Linked DNA regions of Homo sapiens: region 1 is linked to region 2. The links are chromatin loops, found by intact Hi-C in ENCODE. Cell type or tissue: gastrocnemius medialis. All regions are shown on one strand. Links, peaks and the distances in the headings refer to the core of each region. The heading gives the core; the rest is flanking DNA.

Evidence for each region. Hi-C counts contacts between places; a loop is a spot of excess contacts. Peaks named below come from ENCODE experiments on the same cell type or tissue, not always from the same donor. Only the 100,000 strongest peaks of a DNase experiment are listed, where the experiment ranks them.
Region 1: a loop joins it to region 2, with 6 times the contacts of the local background. A loop is called at or near these places in 2 of 110 quality-filtered maps.

What each region holds. Positions count from the first base shown.
Region 1 is chr12:48,522,380-48,533,860 of GRCh38, reverse strand. It overlaps OR8S1 (olfactory receptor family 8 subfamily S member 1), which reads right to left and starts at 8,229. Exons shown (of 1, transcript NM_001390849.1): 1 at 7,291-8,229. The coding sequence starts at 8,229. The coding sequence ends at 7,291. RefSeq lists a silencer at 7,524-7,724. In gastrocnemius medialis, for the core only: no CTCF peak of the experiment used is centred there; no DNase peak of the experiment used is centred there.
Region 2 is chr12:48,607,955-48,619,435 of GRCh38, reverse strand. No RefSeq gene overlaps it. Among named protein-coding and RNA genes, the nearest start is that of SNORA2C, 41 kb to the left of the region's middle. In gastrocnemius medialis, for the core only: no CTCF peak of the experiment used is centred there; no DNase peak of the experiment used is centred there; H3K27me3 peaks cover 251 bases.

The sequences.
Region 1 (11,481 bases), core at 2,190-10,189, 86 kb after region 2:
AGAAGTGATGAGAGAAGACATCCTTGTCTTGTTCTGGTTTTGCTTCCAGCTTTTGCCTATTTAGTATGATGTTCATTATGGGTTTTCATAAATGACTGTTATTATTCTGAAGTATATTCCTTCAAAGCCTAGTTTGCTGAGGGTTTTTAACATGAAAGGATGTTGAATATTATTAAAAGCCTTTTCTGAATCCATTGAGATGGATTGAGAAATCCATGGATGAGATGGATCATCCACTGAGATGATCATGTGGTTTTTGTTTCTAGTTTTGTTTATGTGATGAATCACATTTATTGATTTGTATATGTTGAACCAACTTTGCATCACAGTGATAAAACTTATCTGATCATGGTGGATTAGCTTTTTGATGTGCTGCTGGATTTGGTTTGACAGTATTTTGTTGAGGGTTTTTGCATCTATGTTCATGAAGGATAGTGGCCTGAAGTTTTGTTGTTGTTGTGTCTTTGCTAGGTTTTGGCATAAGAATAATGTTGGCCTCATAGAATGAATTAGAGAGGAGTCCCTGTTCCTCTTTTTTTTTTTTTTTTTTGCATTAGCTTCAGTAGGAATCATACCAGCTCTTCTTTATACATCTGGTAGAATTCAGCTTTCAATCTGCCTCATCCTGGGATTTTTCTGGTTCATAGGCTTTTTATTACTCATTCAATTTTGCAATTTATTATTCATCTGTTCAGGGATTTAATTTCTTCCTGGTTCAGTCTTGGGAGGGTATATGCATCCAGGAACATATCTGTTTTTCCTAGGTTTTTTGCTTGTGTGCATAGAAGTGTTCATAGCAGTCTTTTTTATATATATATATTTTTGTGGGGTTGGTGGTAACGTGCCCTTTGGCATCTCTGATTGTGTTTACTTGGATCTTGTCTTTTTTTCTTTATTATTCTATCTAGTAGTCTATCTATTTTATTTATTCTTTCAAAAAACAATCTCCTGGATTTATTGATCTTTTGTATGCTTTTTTCATCTCAATTTCCTTCAGTTCAGCTCTGATCTTGCCTTCCTCTAGCTTTGTGGTTTGTTTGCTCTTGTTCCTCTAGTTCCTCTAGGTGTGATGTTAGGTTTTAATTTGAGATCTTTCTACTTTTTGATGTGGGTGTTTAGCACCATAAACTTCACTCTTAACATTGTTTAACTGTGCCCCAGAGATTCTGGTATGTTGTATCTTTGTTCTCATTAGTTTCAAAAAATTTCTTGATTTCTGCCTTAATATTATTGTTTACCTAAAGGTCATTCAGGAGCAGTTTGTTTAATTTCCACATAATTGTATGGTTTTGAGCAATCTTCTTAGTACTGATTTCTTTTTTTATAGAAAGATTGTGGTTGGTATGATTTTGGTTCTTTCTCATTTGCTGAGGATTGTTTTATGTCCGATTTTATGGTCAATTTTAGAGTATGTGTCATGTGGCGATGAGAAGAATGTATATTCTGTTGCTTTTGTGTGGAGAGTTTTGCAGATGTGTATTAGGTCCAATTGATCAAGTGTCAAGTTCTGGTCCTGAATATCTTTTTATTAGTTTTCTGCCTTGATGATCTGTCTAATACTATCAATGGACGGTTGAAGTCTCCCACTATTATTGTGCAGTTATCTAAGTCTCTTTGCAGGTCTCTAAGAATTTGCTTTATGCAAATTTAAAGCAAAAGGATATTTGCTTTATGAATCTGGGTGCATAGGTATTCAGCATAGTTAGGTCTTCTTGATAATTAGCATAGTTAGGTCTGGTGATAATTTCCTGTGAGTGAAAAGAAGCAAGTCACAATAATACTTATAATATAATTTTATTTATCTAAACTTCAGAACCAGATAAAACTAAATTATTTAAAGAAAATTGTAAGAGAGAAAAAGTAATATCCTTTTCTCATCTATCACAAGGTTCTTGGCTGATACCCCTATATCAAAAGACTGAATAACAAGAGCATACAAATTTATTTAATATAACTTTTATGTGACATTGGAGTCTTCAGAAATGAAGACCCCAAAACCCAGGGAAAACTGTGTATTCTTATGGACAGTCACACAGAAGAATGATTGGAGGACAAAGGGGTGTGATCTAATGGTAGTTAACGGCTTCAGATTCTTCTTGGCAAGACTCCTCTGGAGTGAGGGTCTTATGACCTACTTTCAGGGGACATAGGTCAGAGAATTTTTCTAATTACCTTCTTCAAAGAAGAAAGGTGGGAGAAGTTCAGAGAGTGATCTTCCTGATTCTGGGGTTTTCTGTTTCCTTCTGCTTAAAATACTCAGTATGCTAAAGTGCCACATTTTGGGGTATCATGTTCTGATCCCCGACAAAGCAAGGGGAATGATGAACAAATCCAGGGTAGTGATTAGTTTTGGGTAGTAGAGGAGGGGTGGTAAAATGAATAACTTTTTTTTTTTTTTTTTTGAGACGGAGTCTCGCTCTGTCGCCCAGGTTGGAGTGCAGTGGAGCGATCTTGGCTCACTGCAAGCTCTGCCTCCTGGGTTCACGCCATTTTCCTGCCTCAGCCTCCCAAGTAGCTGGGACTACAGGCGCCCGCCACAACACCCGGCTAATTTTTTGTATATTTGGTACAGACGGGGTTTCACCATGTTAGCCAGGATGGTCTCGATCTCCTGACCTCGTGATCTGCCTGCCTTGGCCTCCCAAAGTGCTGGGATTACAGGTGTGAGCCACCATGCCTGGAATAAAATGAATAATTCTTAAAGCTGGGTAGTGGGTACATGTACATTCATTTGTAATCATTCTTTAACTGGAATGTACATGTTTAGTACATACTTTTTAAGTGTGATATGTTTTATGAGGATAAAAGACAGAAGAAATTTTATAGTTTGCAAAGGCTTTAATAGTAAAACAGCAAATAGTGCAATGAAGCTAGAATAATATTGAAAAACCTCAGCATGAACTATTACTTTGCGTGGTTTTGTCTCTAGTATATTTGCACCCTTTTTGTCATCTGTCTTGTAGGAGGAAACTTCAGGCCTCTTAAGGTGACGGTGTATCTGGGAAATTAATGCTCAGAAATTCCCTATAAATTCAATCTCTCATTAATAAGCACTCAGGTATATGCTAGGATTGTCAACAGTTATTTATACTTCTTGGGAGGGTCAATATATAGCCAAGGTCTCCTCATATTTCTGGAGGCCACAACATAAAAACCCTTGAGAGAATTACAAGAAGAGTTTCCTTAAGGACTAGATGGGGTCTTTTTACTGAAGGGCGGTATAGTAAGCAGTGGGGTTATGTGAGCATTGAAGTTCAAGGGCATTGCCCCTGCAATGGGGAGACCATTGCTGAGCCTCTAGAATTGTAGACATGTCTTCATGCAGTTATGATCTAATGTCTTTTACTTATGCTAAAAGGAATTTGGGTCTGTTGGTATCTTTCTCTCAATCACTATCCTCCTGTGACATCTGTGCGCTGACTATAACCAACTTCAAGTCCAGGGTTCAGGTATTTCTACTCTCCTTCACCATAGGAAGCTTGACTTGGGGTTTTAACTGATGCCTCATCTTAGGCCAAAGAAAGCAAATCAGGCCTTGAATTGTTGTGTTTGGAATATATAGTGTGTTTAGGGTATTCTGGCGTATCAGTTGAGAGGAGACACCATTTGTGAAATATCAATGGCCAGATGAGGGTATTTTTTATTTTGTACATTATTAAGAAATGAATATTTGGAGGTGTCTATTTTTTTCTGTGGCAATATCAATAATGACAGATATAAACATGGATAGGTAGATAGATAAATTTACAATGACATAGTTATACAGACAGAAATAAATATAGTTATAAAAACGTAAATCAGATTGTACTTTACATGTTGAGTTGTGATATACTTTTTTAAAACTTAACAGTGTATATCATGAATGTTTCCGTGTAATGAAATATTTCTCTGGATGTAGTAGAATATATGTAACAAAAACCATATTGTTAGACATCTAGATTGCTACAATTTTTTTTTTTTTTTGCATTGGAGTTTCCCTCTTGTTGCCGAGTGCAATGACATGACCTCGGCTCACCGCAACCTCCGCCTCCCAGGTTCAAGCGATTCTCCTGCCTCAGTCTCCCGAATAGCTAGGACTACAGGCATGCATCAGCGTGACTGGTTAATTTTGTATTTTTAGTAGAGAAGGGGTTTCTCCGTGTTGGTCAGGCTGGTCTTGAACCCGACCTCAGGTGATCTGCCTACTTCGGTCTCCCAAAGTGCTGGGATTACAGGTGTGAGCCACCGTGCCCGGCGATTGCTACAAAAATTTTAACCTCTATAAATAGTATTGAAATAAACATCTTTGTAAAAATACATTTGTGCATATTCATGATGATTTACTCAGGATAAATTCCTAGTGAAATTTCTTTCTTTTAGTATCAAATGATTTTATTATAAATCTGAAGCCATTTATTGACCATTCACTTTTTCAAATAACACAAACATGAGAATAAACTAAACACACCCAAGACTCACCAGCCCTTGCAGGACAGGAAGAGGCCCTGGACAGACAGCTTGCAAATGTTTTTCCTTATACCTAATGTCCAAGCTTCCTCACACATTCTAGGGTTCCATGTTTTGTCACCTCTTACAAGGGAAAGGGAACGTAAAAGATTCATGTACAGGAAGGTCATAACAACCTTCAACCATCAAGATATCTGATGCTAACGGTTTGTACATTTTAGTTTGCAACTCTGAGAAGTAACGTCAAATAAGCACTGTCAAATCCCCACTTCCAGCTACCTCTTAAATTGCCGTTATTCTTTGAAATTATCTTTGGGACTGGTTATGTTCTTTAATTGTAGCTTTTGTGTATTACAGAGCACAAACCCAAAATCCATGTGCAGTCTCCATGTTCAAGTATAAAAGTTTGTCTCAGGACAACCTCAGGTTGCTGCAGTGTCTCTCTATCTCCCTGTAGTGTCTACTGGGCGTTGTACCTTTGGACAGGCTGGTCAAATGGCGGCACAACGAAGGGGACAACACAGTCAACTTCCCCAACGTCAAACTCTCTCCCCGTTCAAACTGGACACTGCCCACAGTCAAGGCTGAAATACCGAAATCAGTGAGACCTCGGCCTATCTTCATTCTGAAGTTGCACTCTTATGTAACCATGTAACCGAAGCTACTTCTTCACCATTAACTCAAATGGAGCTTTCAAAACGGGTGGGACATATTCTTGGGAAGCGCCCTGAGATGGAAGGCTGGAGGGTACTGGTCTTTGGGCTCTGGAGGGGGCACTGGCACCATTGCTGTCTTCTGGGCGCCCAGGATCTCGTGAATTGCTCATTCCACTGGTGGCCTGGGGATGTGGTTTAGTTCTGGATCCACCATCTGATAAAGAACCCCGTCAACTCCAGCTTTCAACGTCCCTGACTGAAAAACACTCTGCCTCAGGCCACTTCGCAATCAGTTTTTGCGCATTGTAGGATTCCATTCCTGCTTGTCCAGGTGTGTGGACACCGAATGCTGGGCCTTCTGCCTTAATTTTGATAAGCTGGCTTGGTGTCTACGGGGGCCAGGCAGCACCTGCGGAAGCTGCTAAACGGCCCTGAGCCGCTCCAGGATGAGCGGCGGGTCCCCGGGATGCAGTGGCGGGATCACGGTGCCCGCGTGGCCCCGGTCTCGCCCATCGAGGGAGACCAAATACGGCTTCTTCTCCGGGACAGAAGGCTTGGTGCGCAGAGGTGACGGCGAGGGTAGCAGATGAGGAGGCCAACATCTCACTGGGCTTGTGTTTTCATCTGGGTTTCTCTATCCCGGGGCTCCTGCGTATCAGGGCAGGGCCGTGGGCGCCGCGCGCAGCGCGGAGCATGCGCAGGCCCCTTGGGGTTGAGGCGTGACCGGAATGCTCAGCTCCGGGTGTCCGGGCTCCCTGCGGCCTTCGGTGAAGGCTGGTCTCTTCCATCTGGCCTGGCCTTTGTGCAGCTGAGGCAAATGACTGCTGTCCCGGAGGCTTCTTTCCCCCTTGTAACAGATACGTTTTTTTCATGAAAAGCTTTTAAAACTGACAATTAGAACGAAGAGAGTTTGTGAAAGAAGCTTGAGAAAAGTGCAAGTTAATATTCAATAAATTCAATAATTTGTAGATAGTTTTTGCACCTTTTCAGTTAACTACAGTAAGTTAGGCAATTGTAAAATATAGCTTAAACAAATCAGAAGCATTTGTTTTATAGGAAAAAATGTTTATTACGTGAGAGTTTTTCAGTGCCCTTAGAACCGGCAAACCACCTGACACTAAACAATGAAAGATGAGACAAAGATAGTTTCAGGATTCACTTGAGATGAGGTCAAAACAAGATTATTTGTCTAGGGTACATAGCCTGCACTCTACAAGGAAAAGACACACTGATAAGATCAGCTAATTGGAAAAAATATAAATCCCGTATACAGTGAATGAAGACCATGTGAGGAATGAAGTTTCTAGAGCCACAGAGCCTCCTTGCAATCTTTTGCACCGGAGAGCTGGCCACCAAGCTGCACACACAGTGAAGTTCTTGGGAATTTTATCTGAGTCCAAGTTCTGCCTCAGTATGTTGATTCCCTCTCTGAAGTTCTCTTAGGTGTTTATGTCTTCTATGGCCACACGGTTGGAAATCTTTCTCTTTCTTCCCATCAAGTCTTATCTAGTGACTTTTCTCTCCCACGCATCCATGACACTGTGTTCTTATTAAATGCCATGACTTTTAGTGTGTTCACCAAAGTAAATTAAAAATAATGATAGATTTGCGACGCTAATGATTTTACTAAATGCAAAGCCCAAGATGAATGTTTTAGAATGAGAAAAATGAATCAATATGTTCATAACAAAACTTTATTGAGGTAATAATTTAATAATTTGCTTTGTCACTAAGAGGGATTAAAGTTAACCTTCCTACTTGTAATAACTTTGTACCATTCTCTCATGCACTTCTAATTTACAGCTTGCAGTATCAGACACTGAGGGTAGCCAGGAATACTTACTACTATAAACTTATCCAGTGTCATGTTGTATGCAGCTTGACCTAAATTTTCCAAAATCTTTTTTTTTTGAGACAGGGTCTTGCTCTGTTGCCCAGGCTGGAGTGCAGTGGTGCAATCTCAGCTCACTGCAGCCTTGACCTCCCACGCTCAAGTGATCCTCCTCCCTCAGCCTTCCAAGTAACTGGAATTACAGGTGCACACCACCATGCCCGGCCTATTTTTTTTTTTTTTTGGAGACAGGGTTTCACCATGTTGGCCAAGCTAATCTCGAACTCCTGAGCTCAAGCAATCCTCCTGCTGCAGGCATGAGCCACAGTGCTCGGCCAACAATGTTTGTTTTTTAACTCAACGTCTGGTATATTGCAAATATTTTTCCAAAGTTCTTTTCAGAGCTACCTTCACTTCCTTATTTTTCAGGCTATAGATGAGGGAATTCAGCATGGGAGTGACTACAGTATACTGCACAGAGAAGATCAACTCTATGGGGGAACCTGAGTTTGGCATGAGATGGCGGAGCAAACCTGAGCCATAGTAAAGTGTCACTGCAGTGAGGTGGGCAGAGCAGGTGGAGAAGGCCTTGCTTCTGCCCGAGGTAGAGCTGATGCTTAGGATGGTAGAGATTATACGGGTGTAGGATAAGAAGACCAAAAGGAAGTTTCCCAGCCCATGTAGGAGAGTGGAGCAGAGCAAGGCGATGAGGCTTCTGGAGATATCAGAGCAGGACAGAGGGAGGAGGGATGGCATCTCATAGCTGTAGTGGTGAATGATTTTGGCTTCACAAAAGACCATGTTTACAGCTAGGAGGACATTGATGAGTGCGTCCAGAAAGCCCAGTCCCCATGAGCCCCACACAAGGTGCATATACAGCTGTTTACCCATGATCTGTCCATAAAGTAGTGGGCGGCAGATGGCAGCATGGCGGTCATAGGCCATCCCTGAGAGAAGGCAGGCTTCAGTCCCTGCAGTGACAAACACAAAGAAGACCTGAGCCAGGCAGCCCTCTACTGAAATGGTTTTCCTCTGTGACAGGAGGTTCTCCAGCATCTTGGGCACAATGACTGAAGAGAAGCAGAGATCAACAAAAGAGAGGTGACTCAGGAAGAAATACATGGGCTTATGGAGACAAGAATCAGCCCTGATCATGAGCAGCAGCATCAGGTTTTCCATTATGGTCAGGAGGTAAATCCCCAGGAACAGCACAAAGAGCAGAGCCCGGATGTTGGGGTCGGCAGACAGCCCAAGGAGGAGGAACTCGGTGATGGTGCTGTGATTCCCCAAGGCCATTTACAAAGGCTACTCCCTAGAAATAACTCGTAAAATCATAGCAGCCAAGTCAAGATTACTCCAGACAGTTTTCTCATGGTACTGATTCTCTTTTCATATCGGTCACATGGAACATAAAGGTGATTGAGGTGTAGTCTTTGCTCTTTAAATGGTCCACTGAAGAACATGGATGTGAAAACAAGAAATTGTAACAGTGTAATTAATATGAAGAGAGCTCAAATTTTGATTTATATAGGGGTCAGTAATGATAATACATTGAAGAAATTTGAACACATTTTTAAAGAAAGCATATGATTGGCCGGGCGCGGTGGCTCATGCCTGTAATCCCAGCACTTTGGGAGGCCGAGGCGGGTGGGTCACCTGAGGTCCGGAGTTCGAGACCAGCCTGACCAACATGGAGAAACCCTGTCTCTACTAAAAATACAAAATTAGCTGAGCGTGGTGGCTCACGCCTGTAATCCCAGCTACTTGGGAGGCTGAGGCAGGAGAATCACTTGAACCTGGGAGGTGGAGGTTGTGGTGAGCTGAGATTGTGCCATTGTACTCCAGTCTGGGCAACAAGAGCGAAACTCTGTCTCAAAAAAAAAAAAAAAAAAAAAAAGAGAAAGCAAGCATATGATTGACCTAGGAAAATAAATATCAAAGAGACAATTAATTGGCATGAAGAATGTGTTCGAACACTCAAGACTGAGGAAAAATCAAGTCATGTTCAGTAAAACATGGGTAGTTCTGAAAAGCTGATGCTTAGAGTATAATTGAGCCACACAGATCAATGGCTAAGTGGACTCCTGTGTCAGACTACGTTCACATTCCAGCTGTACTATTAATTAGCTATATGACTTGTACAATATACACAAAGCTCTGTATCTCAATTTCTTAGCATATAAAATGCATATAATAGTACTATGTAAGGTTTTGAGGATTAAGTATGAGATTATATATAAGGCGCTTCAAACTACCTACTCCTAACTGTTCATTGACATTTGTTATTATTAAAATTATTTATTAAGTTTGTAAGTCTAGATAAAACTCAGATAAATTCTCCTATAGGGTGAAGCACTATCAAAAATCAAAGTTGTTTCTGCTAATGCTGCTGTTGTTATTCTTACTTTGTGCCTTTAGTAAGAAAATCACATTGAAATCATTACTGGTAGAAGCCCACTCCTGCTCATTACCTCAATTAGAAGAAAAACAGGAGGTGAGGAATTATTTTGGTGTGGAGGCTTTTTTTTTTTTTTTAAGAGATAAGCCACTTTGCAGTTACTGTGGATGCTGTCATTCAGAAAGGAGGGCATGTAATTCCTCCTAATAGGTATTGCTAGCAGACTCCAGACATGACAAGTGGGAGAGAAGTTGGTTGGGACTCATGTAGACACCTAGGGGAATCTTCGATATAATTACTAGGGAAGATGTGTATCCCAGGAATGCCTGGAATCTCTGGACAAGTAAGCAAGAGGAAGACTTGAAAGGATTTCATGATACAGGAATACATGAGTGGGTATATAGGGTGTAGCAACAGCCAGGATTCTGTGCAGTACTGCAGATTCTGGACCACTGTCTCAGACAATAGGAAAAAAGTTGGGAATTCATCTTGTAGGACTGCAAAGTTGGACTCTGAGCATCTAGTTTCTGCTGGAAATGCCTGCTGCTGGTAATCCCTACCTTACAGGGGGATGTCCTGTCCCACTATTCTCTGATCATTTCTCCCTTATGGCCAGATTTCTCCCTTATGGCCAGAATGTGTTCTCCCTCATGGCCCTCAAGTATGTATTTCATGAGTCTTCAGGTCTGGGTTACAACAGTGCTCTATTTCCTTGAACAGTGAATGTTTACTCATAACTCCCAGCTTTGGCCTTACATCCTAAGTCTGACCTTGGGTCACCCATAGGACTCATTATGATGTCCCCATCAGTTTCCTGGTCCTGGCTATTCCTGATGAGTTCAAAGCCCAGCCAAGGGGGACATCTGAATCTTTACTAATTAAATCTTAATCTAGAAACTCAGCCTCAAAATCCTTCCCATGCCCCAAATACAGATTGCCTGTACATCCTGTCCAGTACGGCAATCTTCTCTCCAACTTGGCTGCAGGATTTTTATTTAGCTGCCTCTGCTAAAAATAACAATGAACTGGAGAAGGTTACTTTTAAAATATTGTTTCATGGTTGAGTTTATAAAGTCCTATTGATGATAAAATGCTTTAGTGAATTCTACACTAATAAGTTAAATAGCCATAGGGCAGGTCCTTTTTTCAAAGGTTCTAAAATATCCTTTAGTTTTCCTGTTTCTGAAACCAATGTCTCATTTATATGCAGTATAGTTTGGTTTAACCAATCTGCAGTGCAGCTATGTTAAGGTTGCCGGTTCAGGTGATTGCCTTTGTTGGACAGGAGAACAGCTTTTATGTTCTGTAGTCACAATACGAAGTCAGATTTAATAAGAAAGAACTTTAATAACATTGATTGTTATAAGGACCAATGGGGATCTCCTAGGTGTGGCCTTTGGAACATCTAGATTGATGCAATGGCCTATAATCATTAAATCTAAATCCTTAGAATCTAGTGGGAGTTGAAAATGGTGTTTTGTTCCCCAAGCAGGAAAGAAATAGTTTTCAACTGACATTCTAAAGCCTAGTCTCTCTGGGACTTCTCAGGTGAAATCACCTCCAGGCAAATTTGTTGTGAAAAATGATTTTTTGATCAAATAGTTAAAAAGAAAAAAGTTCACAAGCTCACAAACATTCATTTGCATAAAGTCTGTTCAAATATATTTTCTTTGATCGATCCATTTTGATGGCTACACAGGAACCTGTTACAGTTTGATTGGTCAGAATAGGGATATTTAGGGAAGCATTGGTTTAATAGTTTATTAGAGTCATAAGTAGTAACAGACTGTAGTATAAATGAAAATTTGTATTTATTTATTTACAATGAGGTATAATGTTTTTATTCAAACTAGACTCTCTGGCAAAAGATTATTTCCTACTGTCCCTTGCCAATTTATTTTTGAGAGAGGCTCTCACTCCCATTTCCCAGGTTGGAGTACAGTGGTGCAAACACGGCTCACTGCAGCCTTGACTTCCTGGGCTCAGGTGATTCTCCCACCTCAGCCTCCTGAGTAGCTGGGCGACTGTAGGCATGCGCCATCACACCCAACTAATTTTTTGTGTTTTTAGTAAAGACAGGGTTTTGCCACATTACTCAGGCTGGTCTCAAACTCCTGGACTCAACTTGGCCTCCCAAAGTGCTGGCATCA
Region 2 (11,481 bases), core at 2,231-10,230:
GGATCACAAGGTCAGGAGTTTGAGACCAGCCTGACCAATATGGTGAAACACCCTCTCTAGTAAAAATACAAAAATTAGCCGGGCGTGGTGGTGGGCGCCTGTAATCCCAGCTAGTCAGGAGGCTGAGGCAGGAGAATCGCTTGAACCTGGGAGGCGGAAGTTGCAGTGAGCCGAGATCGCGCCACTGCACTCCAGCCTGAGCGACAGAGGATCCATCTCAAAAAAAAAAAAAAAACAAAAAACAACAAAAAAAAAAACCCAAAATCCAGACACGCAACAACAGGATATCCATAATGTCCAGCCTCTAATAGAACGATTAGTAGAAATACAAAGAAGCAGATAAATGTGACCACTAACCAGAGAAAAATGATAAAAGACATGAGCAAGATGGCAGAATAAGAAATTCCAGACCCTCTTTCTTCCATGAGAACATGAACTTAACAATATATAAACCTGTTTGAAGAATCCAGAAATCAGTTAATAGGTTCTTGCCCCTCAGTCGAGTGCGAAGGCAACCCTATCAAAACTTAGCAGGAAAATTTATGACATTCACTCACCCTTCCCTCTGGCACGGCATGACATAATCTGAAGGATACCTCCAACTCTCCACTTCTTCCTGGGAAGGGAAAGGAGTGAAATGTGCACCCAACATTCTGACTTATGAAGATGCTGTTGAGGGAGCTGCCCAAATTTAAGCACTGACAGGAACAGTGCTCAGGTTGGGGCTGGTTAAGGACAAAGGTGATCAACGTGGTTTGTTCCAGCACCAGAATCTGCAGTACCACAGACAAACACTAGGTGGAACTCCAGTACCGCAGCTTTCTACAGCACCCGAGAAGCGGCAGCATTGCAGACAGACACAAGAGCTCCTGAGTAGAAGAAACTGGCAAACATCTTCATTTAGGTTGACTATGGTGAAGCAAATTTTCATATCCATCATCTCATGCAGTTACTCATGGTTTTTGTTTTTGTGGCAAGAGCAGCTAAAATATACTCATTTAGCTTGAATCCCGTATAGAGTACAATTTTATTACCTGTGATCCTCATGTTTTATGTACATTTGATCTCTAGATTCGTTCATCCTATATATCTGCCACTTTGCATTCTCTGACATACATCTCCTCATTTCCTCCTCACACCTGCTCCCGGTAACCAGCGTTTTGTTCTGTAATAAATGAACTTTAAATATAAATATAAACATGAGAATATGTCATGAAAATGATTATCATAAGAAAGTTGTACTTGTCAAGGTGATTAAAGTAAAACAACAACAACAACAACAAAGAAAGCTGTAGTGGTTGTATTAATGTAAGACAAAATAGAGTTCCAAACAAGAAATTTTCTAGGAATAAATAAGAATTTATATAATGATAACGAGTTAAATTCATCAAGAAGGTAGAACAATCTGAAATGTGTGTGGACTCAATAACAGAGCTTCAAAATGAAGTGAATGAGGGAAAAACTGATAGAGCTGAAATGACTACAGTTGGATATTTCAACGTTCTTCTCTCAAGCATTTATTCAACGAGTAGTCAGAAAATCAGTATGTATGTAGAAAACTTACAAAACACTATCAACCAACTTGATATGATTGACATTTATAGTACACTTCATGTATAACAGCAAGAAAGACTTTCTCACCAAAATAGACCATATGCTGGGCTATAAAACAAAACTCAATAAATTTCAAAGAATTAAGATAAAGCTGAATATTTTCTATTACCACAAGGGGAGTAAATTAGAAATAAACAACAATAAAATATCTAGAATTTAAGCAACATACTTTTATTTTATGATGATTTTTTTTTTTTGAGATGGAGGCTCGCTCTGCCACCAGGCTGGAGTGCAGTGATGCGATCTCGGCTCACTGCAACCTCTGCCTCCTGGGTTCAAGTGATTCTCTTGCCTCAGCCTCCCGAGTAGCTGGGACTACAGAGACACACCACCACACCCGGCTAATTTTTTGTATTTTAGTACAGACGGGGTTTCACCATGTTGGCCAGGCTGGTCTCAAATTCCTGACCTCATGAACCCGCCTCGGCCTCCCAAAGTGCTGGGATTATAGATGTGAGCTGGGATTATAGATGTGCGCCCAGCCTATTATTATGATTTTTTGAGAGACATAGTCTCACTCCGTTGCGCAGGCTGCAGTGCAGTGGTGTGATCATAGCTTACTGTAACCTCAAACTCCTGGACTCAAATAATCTTCCTGTTGCAGCCTCCTGAGTGGCTGGGACTAGAGGCATGTGCCACTATATCTGCTTAATTAAGTTTTTTTTTTTTTTGTAGAGACAAGGTCTTGCTATATTGCCCAGGCTGGTCTCAAACCCCTGGCCCCAAAAAATTCTCCTGCCTTGGCCTCCCAAAGTGCTGGGATTACAGGCATGAGCCATTGTGCCTCGCATGCAATGTGTGTTTAAATAACCCATGAGTAAAGGAAGAAATCACAAGGGAAATTAGAAAATATTTTGAACTAAATTATAATAATTACATATGAAAAATTGTGAAATGCTGCTAAATCAGTGCTTAGAAGAAACTTTATGTCTTTAAATGCTTATGTTAGAAAGATAAATATTTAAAACCAATAATTTAAGCTTCCACTTTAACAAGGTAGATCAGGAAAAGCAAGATGGACTCAGAGTAAATAGAACAGAGAAAATAACAAAGAATGGAAATCAATGAATATAAAGGAGAAAAACCAATAAAACAAAAATTAGTTTTTAAAAATTTGAAACAGGGTATTGTTCTGTCATTCAGGCTGGAGTGCAGTGATATGATCATGGCTCACTGCAGCCTCAACCTCTTGGGCTCAGGTGATCCTCCCATCTCAGCCTCCCAGGTAGCTGGAACTACAGGTATACACCACCATGCCTGGCTAATGTTTTAGATTTTTTGTAGAGTCAGGGTTTCACCATGTTGCCCAGGCTGGTCTTGGACTCCTAGGCTCAAGTGGTCTGGCCTTCCAAATTGCTGGGATTACAGGCAAAAAATTAGCTCTTTGAAAAAAATCAATAAAATTGATAAATTATCAGCTAAATTGACTTAAACCCAGACAAACACAAATTATCAATATCAATAAACAAAAGAAGAGGTATCACTACAAACCCTACAGATATTAAAAGAATTAAAAGGCAGTATTATGAACAACCTTATGCCAATACATTTGACAATTTAAATAAAATTTTTAAATTACTTGAAAGATGCTAATGACCAGAATGACATAAGAATTAATACAAATCTGAATAATCTTATATCTATAAAAGAAATTAAACTCATAATTGCTGTAGTTTGGTAGACTCAGCCATTCCAGTCTGCTGGTTTTGGAGAATATAAAGTCTGGATGAGGAAAAGTCCCTCACAAAGCAACACAGCCACCTTGCCAGACTGTGGTCAGACTGCTTCTTTAAGCGGGACCCCAGTTCATTCTTCCTCACTGGGTGCAACCTCTCTGTGGGAGCTTCAGCCACTCCAGCTAGGGTTCTACAGAAAAAGCTCTGATCTCTCCCTGGGATAGAGCCCCTGGGGGAGGTGCAGCTGCTGTCTTTGTGGTTTGGTTGACTCAGTCTTTTCCAGCCTATCGGCTTTGGAGAATACAAACAGTCTGGACAAGGAAGGGCTCCCCCCAGTGCAGCACACCTGCTCTATCAAAAAGCAGTCAGATTGCTTATTTATTTATTTATTTTTGAGACGGAGTCTCACTCTGTCCCCCAGGCTGGAGTGCAGTGGCATGATCTCGGCTCATTGCATGCTCCACCTCCCAGGTTCATGCCATTCTCCTGCCTCAGCCTCCCGAGTAGCTGGGACTACAGGCACCTGCCACCACACCTGGCTAATTTTTTTTTTTTGTTTTTTTTTAGTGGAGATGGGGTTTCACCATGTTAGCCAGGATGGTCTCGATCTCCTGACCTCGTGATCCACCTGCCTCGGCCTCCCAGGGTGTTGGATTACAGGCATGAGCCCACTGTGCCCGGCACAGATTGCTTATTTAAGTGGGTCCCTGATCCCATTCCTCCTGACTGGGTGAGACCTCCCAACAGGGGTCTCCAGACACCTCCTACCAGTGTGTTTGGGCCAGCAACAGGTCAGTACCCACCTGGGACAAAGTTTCCAGAGGAAGGAGCTGGCAGCCATCTTTGCTGTTTTGCAGCCTTCACTGGTGATACCTCCAAGTACTGGAAAAAACAAGGCAACTAGGGTCTGAAGTGGACCCCCAGCAAACCACAGAAGCCCTACAGTAGTGTAGCTTGACTGTTAAGAGAAAAACAAACAAGCAAACAAACAAACAGAAAACAACAGCAACAACATCAACAAAAAAGACCCCACAAGAAGTCTGTTCAAAGGTTAGCAACCTCAAAGATTCAAGGTTGATAAGCCCACAAAGATGAGGAAGAATCAATGCAAAGAAGCTGAAAACTCAAAAAGCCAGAGGGCCTTTTTTCCTCCAAATGACCACAACACTTTTCCAGCAAGGACACAAAACTGGGCTCAGGCTGAGATGGCTGAATTGACAGAAGTAGGCTTCAGATGATGGGTAATAATGAACCTCACTGAACTAAAAGAGCATGTTCTAACCCAATGCAAAGAAGCTAAGAATCATGATAAAACAATATAGGAGGCTGGGTGCAGTGGTTCATGCCTATAATCCCAGGACTTTGGAGGCTGAGGCAGGCAGATCATGAGGTCAGGAGTTTGAGACCAGACTGGCCAACATGATGAAAACTGTCTGTACCAAAAATACAAAAAAATTAGCTGGGCACAGTGGTGCTTGCCTGTAATCCCAGCTAATTGGGAGGCTGAGGCAGGAGAACCAGTGAACTCAGGAGGCAGTGGTTGCAGTGTGCTGAGATCAGGCCACTGCACTCCAGCCTGGGTGACAGAGCAAATCTCCACCTCTACAAAATACAAAATGAAACAATACAGGAGCTAATAGCCAGAATAGCCAGTTTAGAGCGGAACAAAACAGACCTGATGGAGCTGAAAACACAACATGAGAACATCACAATGTGTCACAAGTATCAGTAGCAGAATAGACCAAGTGGAGGAAAGAATCTCAGAGCTTCAAGACTATCTTGCTGAAATAAGACAGGCAGACAAGAATAGTAATAATCTCGGAGCTTGAAGACAATCTTTCTGAATAAGACAGGCAAAAAAGAATGAAAAGGAATGAACAAAACCTCAGAGAAATATGAGACTGTTTAAAAAGACCTAACCTATGACTGATTGGGGTACCTGAAAGAGATGGGGCAAATGGAGCCAAGTTGGAAAACATACTACAGAATATCATCCAGGAGAACTTCTGCAACCTAGCAAGACAGACCAACATTCAAATTCAGGAAATGCAGAAAACTCCAGTAAGATACTCCACGAGAAGATCAACCCCAAGACACATAATCCTCAGAGTCTCCAAGGTCTACATGAAAGAAAAAAATGTTAAGGGCAGCCAGAAAGAAAGGCTAGGTCACTTACAAAGGAAAACCCATCAGACTAACAGCAAACCTCTCAGTGGAAACCATACAAGCCAGAAGAGATTGAGGGCCAATATTCAACATTCTTAAAGAAAAGAATTTCCAACCTGGAATTTTATATCTAGCCAAGCTAAGCTTCATATGCAAAGGAGAACTAAGACCCTTTTCAGAGAAGCAAATGCTTAGGGAATTTATCACCACCAGGCCTGCCTTGCAAGAGCTCCTGAAGGAAGCACTAAATATGGAAAAGAAAACCACTACCAGCCACTATAAAAATACAGTGAAGTACACAGACCAGTGACAATATGAAGCAACCACATAAACAAGGTCTGCAAAATAACCAGCTAGCATCATGATGACAGGATCAAATTCACACATAACAACACTAACCTTAAATGTTAATGGGCTAAATGCCCCAATTAAAAGACACAGAATGGCAAACTGGATAAAGAGATAAGACCCGTTGGTATGCTGTCTTCAAGAGACACATCTCATTTGCAAAGACACACAGACTCAAAATAAAGGGATGGAGGAAAGTTTACCAAGCAAGTGGAAAGCAGAAAAAATCAGGGGTTGCAATCCTAGTTTCTAACAAAACTAATTTTAAACCAGCAAAAATAAAAAAAGACAAAGAAGGGCATTACACAGTGGTAAAGGGTTCAATTCAAAAAGAAGAGCTAATTATCCTAAACATATGTGCACCCAATATAGGAGCACCCAGATTAATAAAGCAGGTTCTTAGAGACCTATAAAGAGACTGAGACTCCCACGCAATAATAGTGGGAGATGTTAACACCCCACTGACAATATTAAACAGATCATTGAGAAAGAAAATTAACAAATATATTCAGGACATGAACTCAGCTCTGGATCAAGTGGACCTGACAGATATCTACAGCACACTCAACCACAAAACAACAGAGTATACATTCTTCTTTCTCATTGCTACACAGCACTTGCTCTGAAATTGATCACATAATTGGAAGTAAAACACTTCTCAGCAAATGCAAAAGAACTGAAATAATAACAACCTCTCAGACCACAGTGTAATCAAGTTAGAACTCAAGATTAAGAAATTCACTCAAAATTACACAACTACATGGAAATTGAACAACCTGCTCCTGAATGACTCTTGGGTAAATAATGAAATTAAGGTAGAAATCAAGAAGTTCTTTGAAACTAATCAGAACAAAGAGACAATGTACCACAATCTCTGGGACATAGCTAAAGCAATGTTAAGCGGGAAATTTATAGCACTAAATGCCCACATCAAAAAGCTAGAAAAACATCAAATTAACAACCTAACATGTCAACTAAAAGTACTAGAGAACCAAGAGCAAACAAACCCCAAAGCTAGTGGAAGACAAGAAATAACTAAGATAAGAGCTGAACTGAAGGATGAGAGCTGAACTGACACAAAAAATCCATTAAAACATCAATGAATCCAGGAGCTGGTTTTTTGAAAAAAATTATTAAAATAGATAGACTAATAAGGAAGAAAAGAGAGATGATTCAAATAAACACAATCAGAAGTGATAAGGGAGATATCAGCACTGACCCCACAGAAATGCAAACAACCATCAGAGAATACTATAATCACTACTATGCATATAAACTAGAAAATCTATGCCATTTGGAGTGGCTCATGCCTGTAATCCCAGCATTTTGGGTGGCTGAGGCTGGTGGATCACCTGAGGTCAGGAGTTTGAGACCAGCCTGGCCAACATGGGGAAACCCTGTCTCTACAAAAAATACAAAAATTAGCCAGGAGTAGTGTGCATGCCTGTAGTCCCAGCTACCAGGGTGGCTGAGGGAAGAGAATCGCTTGAAACTTGGAGGTGGAGGTTCCAATGAGCCAAGATGACACCACTGCACTCCAGCCTGGGAGACAAGAGTGAAACTCCATCTCAAAAAAAAAAAAAAAGAAAAAAAATCCACCTCTGCATCTGACGTTTTCAGTGCCTCCACTGGCCAACATGGTGAAACCCCATCTCTACTGAAAATACAAAAATTAGCCAGGTGTGGTGGCACATGCCTATAGTCCCAGCTACTAAGGAGGGTGAGGCAGGAGGATCTCTTGAACCCAGAAGGTGGAAGCTGCAGTGAGCCATGATCACACCACTGCACACCAGCATGGGTGACAGGGCAAGACCCTGTCTCAAAAAACAAACAAACAAGCAAACAAACAAAATTTAAAAATCTAGAAGAAATGGATACATTTCTGGACATGTACACCCTCCTGAGACTGAACCAGGAAGAAATTGAATCTGTGAATAGACCAATAATGAGTTTTAAAATTGAGGCAGTAATAAATAAGCCTACCAACCAAAAAAAAAAAAAAAAAAAAAAGAAAAAAAAAGCCCAGGACCAGACAAATTCACAGCTGAATTCTACCAGAGGTTTGAAGAGGAGCTGGTATCATTTCTACTGAAACTACTGCAAAAAATTGAAAAGGAGGGACTCCTCCCTTACTTATTTTATGAGGCCAGCATCATCCTGATACCAAAACATGGCAGAGATGCAACAAAAAAACAAAACCCCAGGGCAATATCCTTGATGAATATTGATGTAAATGTCTTCAGTAAAATACTGACAAACTGAATCCAGCAGCATATCAAAAACCTTATCCACCATGATCAAGTTGGCTTCATCCCTGGGATGCAAGTTTGGTTTAACATACACAAATCAATAAACATGATTCATCACATAAATGGAACTAAAGACAAAAACGACATGACTATCTCAATAGATGCAGAAAAGGCCTTTAATAAAATTCAACATCCCTTCACGTTTAAAACAGTGAACAAGCTATCGAAGGTGCATACCTGAAAATAATAAGAGCCATCTATGACAAACCCACATGCTAACACCATACGGAATAGGCAAAAGCTAGAAGCATTCCCCTTGAAAACTGACACAAGGATACTCTCTCTCACCACTTCTATTTAACATAGTATTGAAAGTTCTGGCCAGGGCAATCAGGCAACAGAAAGACATAAAGAGTTTTCAAAATAGGAAGAGAGGAAGTCAAATTATGTTTGTTTGCAGATGACATGATCTTATATATAGAAAACCCCATTGTCTTGGCGCAAAAGCTTCTTAAGCTGATAAGCAACTTCAGCAAAGTCTCAGGATACAAAATCAATGTGCAAAAATTGCTAGCATTCCTATACACCAAAAACAGGCAAGCAGAGAGCCATATTATGAATGAACTCCCATTCACAATCGTTACAAAAAGAGTAAAATACCTAGGAATACAGCTAACAAGGGAGGTGAAGGATCTCTTAAAGGAAACTACAAACCACTACTCAAAGAAATAATAGAGGACACAAACAAATGGAGAAACATTCTGTGCTTATGGATAGGAAGCATAAATATTGTGAAAATGTCCATACTTTCCAAAGTAATTTATAGATTCAATGCTGTTCCAATTAAGCTACCATTGAGATTCTTCATAGAATTAGAAGAAACTATATTAAAATTCATATGGAACCCAAAAAGAGACTAAATAGCCAAGACAATTCTAAGCAAAAAGAATAAAGCTGGAGGCATCACACTACCCAACTTTAAACTATACTACAAGCCTATAGTAAATAAAACAGCATGGTACTGGTACAAGAATAGACTCATAGACCAATGAAACAGAATAGAGAGCTCAGAAATACAACTGCACACCTAAAACCATCTGATCTTTGACAAACCTGACAAAAACAAGCAATGGGGAAAGGATTCCCTATTTAATAAATGGTGCTAGGAGAGCTGGCTAGCCATATGACAAAAATTGAAACTGGGTCCGTTCCTTACAATATATGCAAAAATTAACTCAAGATGGATTAAAGACTTAAAAGTAAAACCCAAAACTACAAAATCCCTAGAAGAAAAATCTAGGCCATACCATTCTGGGCATAGGCATGGTCAAAGATTTCATGACGAAGAAGCCAAAAGCAATTGCAACAAAAGCAAACATTGACAAATGGAATCTAATTAAACTAAAGATCTTCTGCACAGCAAAAGAAACTATCATTAAACAGACAACTTACAGAATGGGAGAAAATTTTTGCAATCTCTCCATCTGACAAAGAACTAATATTGAGAGTCTACAGGGAACTTAAATTTACAAACAACAACAACAACAACAAAACAAAAGCCAACCCAATTAAAAAGTGGGCAAAGGACATGAACAGACACTTCTCAAAAGAAGACACACATGTGGCCAAGAAACATTAAAAAAAAGCTCAACATCACTGATCACTAGAGAAATGCAAATCAAAACCACAATGAGATGTCATCAAACACCAGTCAGAAAAGCTATTATTAAAAAGTAAAAAACAAAAACAAAAAAACAAAAAAACCCAAAACAGCAGATGCTGGCAAGGTTGCAGAGAAAAAGGAACACTTTTACACTGTTGATGGGAGTGTAAATTAGCTCAACCATTGTGGAAGACACTGTGGCAATTTTTCAAAGACCTAGAGACAGAAATACCATTCAAACTAGCAATCCCATTACTGGGTATATACCCAAAGAAATATAAATCATTCTATTATACAGACACATGCACAAGTATGTTCATAGCAGCACTATTCACAGTAGCAAAGTAATGGAATCAACCTAAATCCCATTAATAGACTGGATAAAGAAAATGTGGTACATATACACCGTGGACTACTATGAGGTCATAAAAAAGAACAAAATCGTGTCCTTTGCAGGGACGTGGATGGAAAGCCATTATCCTCAGCAGACTAATGCAGGAGTAGAAAACCAAACACCACCTGTTCTCACTTATAAGTGGGAGCTGAATGATGAGAACACATGGACACATGGTGGGGAACAACACACACTGGGGCCTGTCAGGGGGTGAGGTGGGGGGTGGGAGAGCATCAGGAGTAATAGCTAATGGATGCTGGGCTTAAGACCTGGTTGATGGAATGATCCGTGCAGCAAATCAACATGGCACACGTTTACCTATGTAACAAACCTGCACATCCTGTACATGTACCCCTGAAGGTAAAACGAAAGTTGAAGAAAAAACACTTACATATTAAAAGAAAATAAATTAAATTCACAATTAAAAAGATTCCCACTGTGAAAACTGCAGACACAGATAGCTTCACTGGTAAATTTTTATCAAATTTTAAGGAAGAAATAATACTAATCCTATAGAAACTCTCAGAAACTAGAGTAGGAGAGAACATTCTTTAACCTGTTTTTTGAGACCAGAATAGTCTTAATACCAAACCTTACAAAGACATGAAAACAGTAAAATTACAGATTATACTTCACAAACACAGATAAAAAATTCTTAACAAAATTTTAACAAATTAATTCCAGTAATGTAAAAATATGATCATATATCATGATCAAGTGTGGTTTATTTCAGGAATGCAAAATAGTTTTAACATTTAAAAAATAAGTCAATGTTATTTAGCACATGAAAGAACAGAGGATAAAACTCATAAATGCAGGCAAAACATTTGAAAATTTGAAAACCCACTTAAAATAAAAACTCTGACTACATTAGTCTTTATTTGCAGATGACATGATCGTGTATATAGAAAATACTAAGGAAGCTACAAATACATACCAGAACTAGAAGAGTTTTGAATGTTGCAGAATATAAGGTAAATATACAGAAATTAACTTTATGTCTATTAACTGGCAAAAACAACTGTACAATAAAATTTAAAGTTATTTAAAATAGCGTAATATCACATGGATAAATATAACAAAATGTGGGTAAGAGTTATACACTGGAAATGACAAAACATTGACATTAAAGAAGGCCTACCTTATCTAAAGTGAATTGATGCAGGAACAGAAAATCAAATACCACATGTTCTCACTTATAAGTGAGAGCTAAACATTGGGTACTCATGGACATAAAGACAACAATGGAAACTGAGGACTACTAGAGGGGGAAGGAAGGAAAGGGGGCAGGAGTTGAAAAACTAACTATTGGGTACTATGCTCAGTACCTGGGTGATGGGATTATTTATACCCCAAACCTTAATATCATGC